2 separate regions of the Homo sapiens genome follow, and region 1 is linked to region 2. Evidence: read pairs that join two places in POLR2A ChIA-PET (ENCODE). Cell type or tissue: GM12878. All regions are shown on one strand. Links, peaks and the distances in the headings refer to the core of each region. The heading gives the core; the rest is flanking DNA.

Region 1 (4,390 bases), core at 323-4,322, 110 kb after region 2:
AGACAGAGTCTCACTCTGTCACCCAAGCTGGAGTGCAGTGGCACCATCTTGGCTCATTGCAACCTCCACCTCCTGAGTGCAAGCGATTCTCCTGCCTCACCCTCCTGAGTAGCTGGGACTATAGGCATGTACGCCCATGCCGGGCTAATTTTTGTATTTTTAGTAGAGACGGGTTTTCACTGTGTTGGCCAAGCAGGTCTTGAACTCCTGGCCTCAAGAGATCCTCCCGCCTCGGCCTCCCAAAGTGCTGGGACTACAGGCATGAGCCACTGCGCCCAGCCATCAGTTAATTTCGTTAAGGGCCAGATTGCCTTCCAGTGTGGCATATAGGTTTATACGTCTACCAGTGGTGCATACATAATAAGGTTTGCTGTTTCTCCACATTCTTACCAATACTGACATCTTAATTTTTGCCAATCTGATAGGTGTAAAGTGGTATCTTGCTTTATTTTGCGTTTCTCTGAATATTGGTGATGTGGATTATCATTTTAGAGACTTAACCATTTCCCCTCTTGTGGCTGCCTGTATTCTTTGGGTTTTTTTTTTTTTTTTTGAGACAGGGTCTCACTAAGTTGTCCAGGCTGGAGCAGTGGCGTAATCAAGGCTTACAGCAGCCTCAAACTCCTGAGCTCAAGTGATCCTCCCACCTCAGCCTCCCGAATAGCTGAAACTATAGGGACGCACCACCACTCCTGGCTTAATTTTTGTTTGTTTTGAGACCGTTTTGAGACAGGGACTCGCTCTGTCACCCAGTCTGGAGTGCAATGGCACAGTCACGGCTCATTGCAGCCTTTGCCTCCTGGGCTCAAGTGATCCTCCCACATCAGCCTCCCAAGTAGCTGGGACTACAGGTGTGCACCGCCACACCCAGCTAACTTTTTGTATTTTTGGTAGAGATGGAGTTTTGTCATCTTGCCCAGGCTAATCCCAAACTCTTGGGCTTAAGTAATCTTCCCACCTCAGCCTCCCTAAGTGTGGGATTACAGGCATGAGCCACTGCACCTAGCCTCATAATAGTCTTAATATGTTCTATTAGGTTAATTCCTAAGGGGAGGTGGGAAGGAGTAGAGGAATTTAATGCCCGGCAGCCGAAAGGTGGACTAGTATCTGTGATGGGGTGGGCATGGGAATGGGTGCTTTGTCTCATTGGCCTGGGGTATTTGCAGACACCAGCCATGAAGGAGAGAGAAATGGGCATGACCCTGGCACTTTCTCCTCACACATCCCTACTGCTGGCTCCCAGTCCCCCTACTCTGGGCTGCAGACTTCCCCTACAGCTATTTGTAATCGCTTTCTGCTTTCCTAGGAGTTCTGTGCTGTTTTCTCAGGTCCATCTACCTCATTCTTGCCTCTGGCTTTCCCAGGGTGGTTTCCGGGAACAAGCTGGCAGCCTGTGTTAGATTTCCATTTACTCAAGAGTTGGAATCCATCATGTCTAGCTTTGGTGCATAACTCTCAGGTTCATTCACAACATTAAATTGTGTATTAGAGATTACTTTAGGACTCCATTCAAGGCCTTTTTTACCAGCAAAACGTACTTTATAAAAAAAGTGGCTGGGTGTGGCGGCTCACCCCTGTAATCCCAGCACTTTGGGAGGCAGAGGCGGGTGGATTACTTGAAGTTACAAGTTCAAGATCAGCCTGGCCAATGTGGTGAAACCCTGTCTCTACTAAAAATACAAAAATTAGCCAGACATCTTGGCGCACGCCTGTAATCCCGGCTACTCAGGAGGTTGAGGCGGTGGGGGGGCATCACTTGATCCCGGGAGGTGGAGTTAGCGGGGAGCCAAGTTTGTGCCACTGCACTCCAGCCTGGGTGACAGAACGATACTCTTGTCTCAAAAAAAAAAAGTTTTAGCTGGGTACAGTGGCTCATGCCTGTAATATCAACACTTTGAGAGGCCGAAGTGGGTGGATTGCTTGGCCAGGGGTTCAAGACCAGCCTGGGAAACTTAGCAAAACCCTTTCTGTATAAAAAATACAAAACAAATTAGTTGGGCATGGTGGCATACACCTAAAGCCATCCTCCCACCTCAGCTTCCTGAGAGCTGCTTGATCGCTTGAGCCTGAGTTCAAGGCTGCAGTGAGCCGTGATGACACCACTGTCCTCTAGCCTGGGCGACAGAATAAGACCCTGTCTCAAAAAAAAAAAAAAGTTTCATGTTTGTGGTTTGCACAGATTATATTTCCTGTCTCCTTATAAATATAGCTAATGTCTGGAGCTTTGGCTGTCCTTTGGGAGAATGGAATCTTCCTTTAATTGTTTTCTCTCTGTTTTTATAGGAATGATGTATTTAAAATCCACTGGCTGATGGCGGCCCTTCCTTTCACCAAGTCTCTTTCCTTGGTGTTCCATGCAGTATGTATTAGCATTTTGAGGATCATTCATGAAATTACGTATAATGCCTGTGTGAGCAGGCAAAAGAAATTTGAAGAAAGGGGATAGATTGGTGGGAAACAAAGACAAAGAATACATTTCTCATAAAGCCTCCTCTTGTCTGGGAGGGCCTGGCCATGCGGGTAAATGATTACCACCTCCCCTCATATTAGACTTCAGACATCTTCTAATACTGCTTACAGACCTACAGTTTTTCTAGAACACTTATTATTGTTTTTATTTCTTTGTTTTTGGTTTGTTTTGTTTTTTTACCATTTCTAGAGATGAGAGTGCCACCTGCTGACTTGTTTCCACGACTTTTTTTTTTTTTTTTTTTTTTTTTTTTTTTTTTTTTTTTTTTTGAGACGGGGCCTCGCTCTGTTGCCCAGGCTGGAGTGCAGTGGCGTGATCTCTGTTTACTGCAAGCTCCTCCCCTCAGGTTCACGCCATTCTCCTGCCTGAGTCTCCCGAGTAGCTGGGACTACAGGCGCCCGCCACCACGCCCAGCTAATTTTTTTGTATTTTTAGTAGAGACGGGGTTTCACCGTGTTAGCCAGGATGGTCTCGATCTCCTGACCTCGTGATCCGCCCGCCTCAGCCTCCCAAAGTGCTGGGATTACAGGCATGAGCCACCACGCCCGGCCTCCACGACTTTTTTATGTTTCCAGATATTCCCTCATGTTCCTCTGTGATTTGAAGTTCAATTCAGTATTAGCATATTTATCTGAGAGAAAATTGATGCTATAAAGCTGGAGGCATGAGAATTGAGCCTCAGCTTTGTATATTTGGAACTTATGCAAATTAAAATGAACTTGCCCAAGGGGGTAAGATCACAACTTCTCCTGTCTGTGGGCCTCCAAGTGCCCGTGGAGCACACTTGCAAGGATGACAGTCTCTAGACATGTACTCTTTGCTGTACTTGAAAGTGGCCTCCTTGGAAAAGGCAATAATATATCCAGTGGCAGCGTCACCAAATGACAATGATTTGGATAATTTCCCAAATGGGTCCAAGTTAAAAGATTCTTTGTGGAGCCATGTAGATAATGAGTGATTCTGAAATGCAGTTGTTTGATTTCAGATTGACTACCACTACATCTCCTCCCAGGGCTTCCCTATCGAAGGCTGGGCTGTTGTGTACTACATAACTCACCTGTAAGTATGCAGGTCCATGTGAAATACACCATGAAATGACATACAAGACAAGGGGGGTGGGCAACAACCTGCCCCAAGTTAACCAGCCCTGCCCTCCTGTGGCAGCCTGTCTGGGCCCCTGCCATACCAGAGGAGTGTAGCTCATGGGTGGCTGTCCAGACTTGGGAAGTCGGGCTTAGTGGCATACTCCTGCCTCTCTGCGGCCATTGGCTGTCCAGGCTGTGGGGTGCAGAGCTAACTGTGTGCCCTGAAGGAAGTGGTGCTCATGTATGATGGATTTCCTAAATTTGGCTGCCCGTCTTTTGTAAGAAGCTTGTGAACTCATAGAATGAGCTATGCAATCTAACTGGCAGTGAGAGTCTAAAGAGACCTGCTGGTGTCTGTTCCTTGTTTTCTCTTCCAGTTTGAAAGGGGCGCTACTCTTCATCACCATTGCACTCATTGGCACTGGCTGGGCTTTCATTAAGCACATCCTTTCTGATAAAGACAAAAAGATCTTCATGATTGTCATTCCACTCCAGGTAAAAGAACCCTCATCCCATTTGTCACTTCCTTTCTTGGCGCTTAGCAGGGCTCAGCTCCAAGCCTGTATGGGAAGAGGGAGTCACCTCACCCTGAAACCCCAGCTTCTGCTAGTGGAGGTTGAAGACTGAGATTCTCTTTCTGAATTCTGAACAGACTTCAGGTCATTGCACTGGGAGATGCTTGGGCATCAGTCAGCCACTGGCCTTTGGGGGCCTAGATTTTGAGTAGAGAGCTGCTGACAGTGACAGGGAGACACACAGTAACACACAGTACTGTTTTCTCTTCTGCATCATTTGCTTCATAACTAAATGGTGCCCTTGGCAAGGAAGCTCAGAG
Region 2 (4,390 bases), core at 200-4,199:
GCCAAGATCGTGCCACTGCACTCCACCCAGGGTGACAGAGTGAGACCCTGTCTCAAGAAAGAGGGAAGGGGAGGGGAGGGGAGGGGTTGCTAAATTGCTAGAAGAGTAGATTTTAATGTTCTTCCCACAAAAAAAATATTAAGTTTGAGTAGTAATGCATATGTTAATTAGCCTGATTTGGGCATTCTGCAGCGTATACATATTTCAAGACATCATGTATACCATAAATATATACAATTTTATATACAAATAATATAGAAATACATATTTTGTCAATTTTCAAAACTAAACAAGAAAACTATATAAAATGGTAGAAAGTTACCAGTAATATAGGAAAACTGAAAAAGCAAAGCAGGCTAAGTGGGCTAAGGGACGAGGTGGGCCTCACTGAGCAGAAACTGGAAGCAGGAGAGGGAGTCAGCCACTTGGAGCCTGGGGAAGAACACATAGGTGATATCTACATGGAAGGGCTAGCGCAATAGCTCTCGGGTGAGGGGATGCCTGGCATGTACAAAAAACAGGAAGGAGGCCTCTGTATGGTTACAGCAGAGAGGAGGAGGAAGAGAGTTAAAACAGATGATGTCAGAAAGGTGTGGGAACCAGATTATACAAGGTTTTGGAGGACTTTCACCGTAAGGTTTTTGGATTTACTCTGAATGAAATGGGGACGCACTGGAATTTTGAACAGAGGAATACTGTAATCTGGCTGCTCTGTAGAAATCAGGGAATAGGGGATAGAGGTAGAATAAGGGAAACTAGTTAGTAGACTCATCATAACCAGGCAAAAGATCATGGACCACGTAGGCCATGTGACATGGACCACAGTGGCAGCAGTGGAGGTGATAACAAGTGTCAGATCCTGGATAAATCTGTAGAGAAGTCAAGATTTCCTGATGGCTTGAGCTGGGGAGTGTGAGTGTGTGAGAAAAGAAGGCAGACAGAGATGATGATGACACCAGGGTTTTTTTTTTTTTTTTTTTGAGATGGAGTCTTGCTCTGTCACCCAGGCTGGAGTGCAGTGGCACAATCTCAGCTTACTGCAACTTCTGCCTCCTGGGTTCAAGGGATTCTCCTGCCTTAGCCTCCTGAGTAGGTAGGATTACAGGCGCCCACCACCACGCCTGGCTAATGTTTTTGTATTTTTAGTAGAGACAGGGTTTCACCATGTTAGTCAGCTGGTCTTGAACTCTTGACCTCCAGTGATCCCCCTGCACCTGGGTGATGCTAGGGTTTTTGACCTAAACCAGGAAGGATGCAGCTACCCTCAGGTGAGTGGAGGAAAATCTAGGTCGTGGAAATGCAGATTTTTTTTTTTTTTGAGATAGGGTCTTGCTCTGTTGCCCAGGCTGGAGTGCAGTAGTGCAATCATGGCTCACTGCAGCCCCAGCGTCTTGGGCTCAAGCATCCGCCCTCCTCAGCCTCTCAAGTAGCTGGGACTACAGGTGTGCGCCACCATGCCTGGCTAATTTTTTAAAATTCTTTTTAGAGGCAGGGTCTCGCTATGTTGCTCAGGCTGGCCTCCAACTCCTGGGCTCAAGTACCCACCTCGGCCTCCTGAAGTGCTAAGATTTTAGGTGTGAGCCACTTCACTTGGCCTAGACATGTGGATTTTTAAGTTGGGGAGATCCGGAGTTCAGTTTCAGACATGTTACATTTCAGATCATTTCAGATGGTTTTTAGACATTTCCTTTTTTTTTTTTTTCTTTGAGATGGCGTCTCACTCTGTCGCCCAGGCTGGAGTGCAGTGGTGTGATCTTGGCTCACGGCAAGCTCTGCCTTCTGGGTTCATGCCATTCTCCTGCCTCAGCCTCCCAAGTAGCTGGGACTACAGGCGCCCGCCACCATTTCCAGCTAATTTTTTGTATTTTTAGTACAGATGGGGTTTCACCGTGTTAGCCAGGATGGTCTCGATCTCCTGACTTCGTGATCCGCCCGCCTCAGCCTCCCAAAGTGCTGGGATTACAGGCATAAGCCACCGCGCCCAGCCAAGTTTTTAGACATTTCTAAGTGGAGACTTTGAGCAAGCTGTTTCTGGAATTCAGGAGAGAGGTCTGGCTTAGAGATCCATATCTGTGAGTCATTGCCATATGGATTATACCTAAAGCCATGAGACAGTTGAGGTCACCAGGAGAGTACAGACTGGGAAGGGAGAAGGACTGAGAAGCAGATGCTGGGCACAGCAATGTGAAGAGGCAGGGGAAGAGCAGGGGCCAGCAAGGGAGACTGTCGTGGGAAGAATACCAGTAGCCCGCTTGAGAGCTCGCACGTAGCCCATTTTCACATGAAAGACAACATTGCATGACTAATAGTGCAGCATTCAAATAATCAACGTGAAACAGACCATGTTCTATTCCTACTTTCAGTTCGAAAAGCCCCTGACGTGTTGACGAGACTGATATGCACACAGGGCACTAGAAACTGATCTGGATTCTCCACTTATAAAAATTATTTCATTGTGTGATGTTTTACATGTTATTCACTCAATAAAAACAAAATCTGGGGCCAGGCACAGTGGCTCACACCTGTAATCCCAGCTTGCTGAAACAACAACAGAAACCCTTATAAGAACACATAGCTCTTTTTTTTTTTTTTTTTTTTTTGAGATGGAGTCTTGCTCTGTTGCCCAGGCTGGAGTGCAGTGGCGCGATCTTGGCTCATTGCAACCTCTGCCTCCTGGGCTCAAGCGATTCTCCTGCCTCAGCCTCCTGAATAGCTGGGATTACAGGCACCCGCCACCATGCCTGGCTCATTTTTGTATTTTTAGTGGAGACGGGGTTTCACCATCTTGACCAGGCTGGTCTCAAACTCCTGACCTCGTGATCCACCTGCCTTGGCCTCCCAAAGTGCTGGGATTACAGGTATGAGCCACTGCGCCCAGCCAAGAACACATATCTTTTATGCAGATGCTCTTTGGATTAAAACTCAATGGTGAGGGAGCTTGAAGAAAATTAAAAAAAAAAAAAAAGAAAAAAGGGCTGGGCACGGTGGCTCACGCCTGTAATCCCAGCACTTTGGGAGACCGAGGCAGGCGGATCACTTGAGGTCAGGAGTTCAAGACCAGCCTGGCCAACATGGTGAAACACTCTCTCTACTAAAAATACAAAAATTAGCCAGGCATGGTGGCACAAGCCTGTAATCCCAGCTACTTGGAAGGCTGAGGCAGGAGAATCACTTGAACCTGGGAGGCGGAGATTGCAGTGAGCTGAGATTGTACCACTGCACTCCAGCCTGGGCGACAGAGTGAGACTGTCTCAAAAAAAAAAAAAAAATTAAAGAAAAAGGAAAGTAAATGTTTCTAAATCAAAATCATCTAGCTCTTTAACAGGCCTTAAAACAATATCCACAAACCAATTCAACTACAACTATACAACATGAAATCATTAAGGACTTTGCATGCCACTTCAAGTTCAAGCTTAGTTCTACCAAGAACTTTTAAATATATTCTATAAAAACACAAATTTCTTGGATAATCTCATCATTAAAAGATGTAAGGAGATCCAAAGTACTTAAAAAAAAAAAAAAAACAGAGACAGGGGGCTCACTATGTTGCCCAGGCTGGTCTTGAAGTCTCTGGGCTCACACTATCCTCCCTCATCAGCCTCCCAAAGTGCTGGGATTGCAGGCATGAGCCACCACACCTGGCCCCAAAGCACTTTTTTTTTTTTTTTTTTGAGAAGGAGTCTTACTCTGTCACCCAGGCTAGAGTGCAGTGGCACAATCTCAGCTCACTGCAACCTCCACCTCCCGGGTTCAAGCAGTTCTCATGTCTCACCCTCCCAAGTAGCTGGGATTACAGGCGCCTGCCACCATGCCCCACTAATTTTTGTATTTTTAGTAGAGGCGGGGTTTCACCATGTTGGCCAGGCGGGTCTCGAACTCCTGACCTCAGGCAATCCGCCCACCTTTGCCTCCCAAAGTGCTGGGATTACAGGCGTGAGCCACTGCGCCCGGCCCGAAGTACTTTTAAAATACTATTCCACATGACCCCTCAACACATTACAGAAGGGAGTGTGAATTAGTACAAGCACACTGGAAATGGCTGAACCCTATCCACCAAAGCTAAGCATATGAGTAGCCTGTGACCTTGCAATTAGATGCCTACGTAGATCCTAGGAAATGTGTTCAGATACACACAAAAAGCCTTGTACAATAATGCTCGTTGGAGCGCTACTCATTATAGCTTAAATTAGAAACAACCAATCACCTAGTCAGAACGGATGAGTTCTGGTGCATTCACAGACCAAAACACTCAACAGCAATGAAAATAAGCAGATCCCACCACATGCTACCACATGGTCAATCTCACAAACGTAATATAGAACAAAAGAAGCCAGATACACAAGAATGCATACCAAATGATTACACTCATGTAAAGTTCAAAAGTGGGCAC

Evidence for each region. ChIA-PET counts read pairs that join two places held together with the same protein. Peaks named below come from ENCODE experiments on the same cell type or tissue, not always from the same donor. Only the 100,000 strongest peaks of a DNase experiment are listed, where the experiment ranks them.
Region 1: POLR2A ChIA-PET joins it to region 2 with 5 read pairs; 4 of 35 experiments call an interaction of 5 or more read pairs at or near these places.

The regions. Positions count from the first base shown.
Region 1 is chr9:130,097,174-130,101,563 of GRCh38, forward strand. It overlaps GPR107 (G protein-coupled receptor 107), which reads left to right. Exons shown (of 18, transcript NM_020960.5): 10 at 2,284-2,359; 11 at 3,456-3,529; 12 at 3,933-4,050. Among named protein-coding and RNA genes, the nearest start is that of GPRACR, 45 kb to the right of the region's middle. In GM12878, for the core only: a CTCF peak has its summit at 2,669 (motif pointing left); a DNase peak (open chromatin) is centred at 2,621.
Region 2 is chr9:129,989,972-129,994,361 of GRCh38, forward strand. All of the region lies in intron 2 of FNBP1 (formin binding protein 1), which reads right to left. Among named protein-coding and RNA genes, the nearest start is that of FNBP1, 51 kb to the right of the region's middle. RefSeq lists a silencer at 1-93 and enhancers at 2,167-2,216, 2,227-2,276. In GM12878, for the core only: no CTCF peak of the experiment used is centred there; DNase peaks (open chromatin) are centred at 561 and 2,300; H3K4me3 peaks cover 1,408 bases; H3K27ac peaks cover 4,000 bases.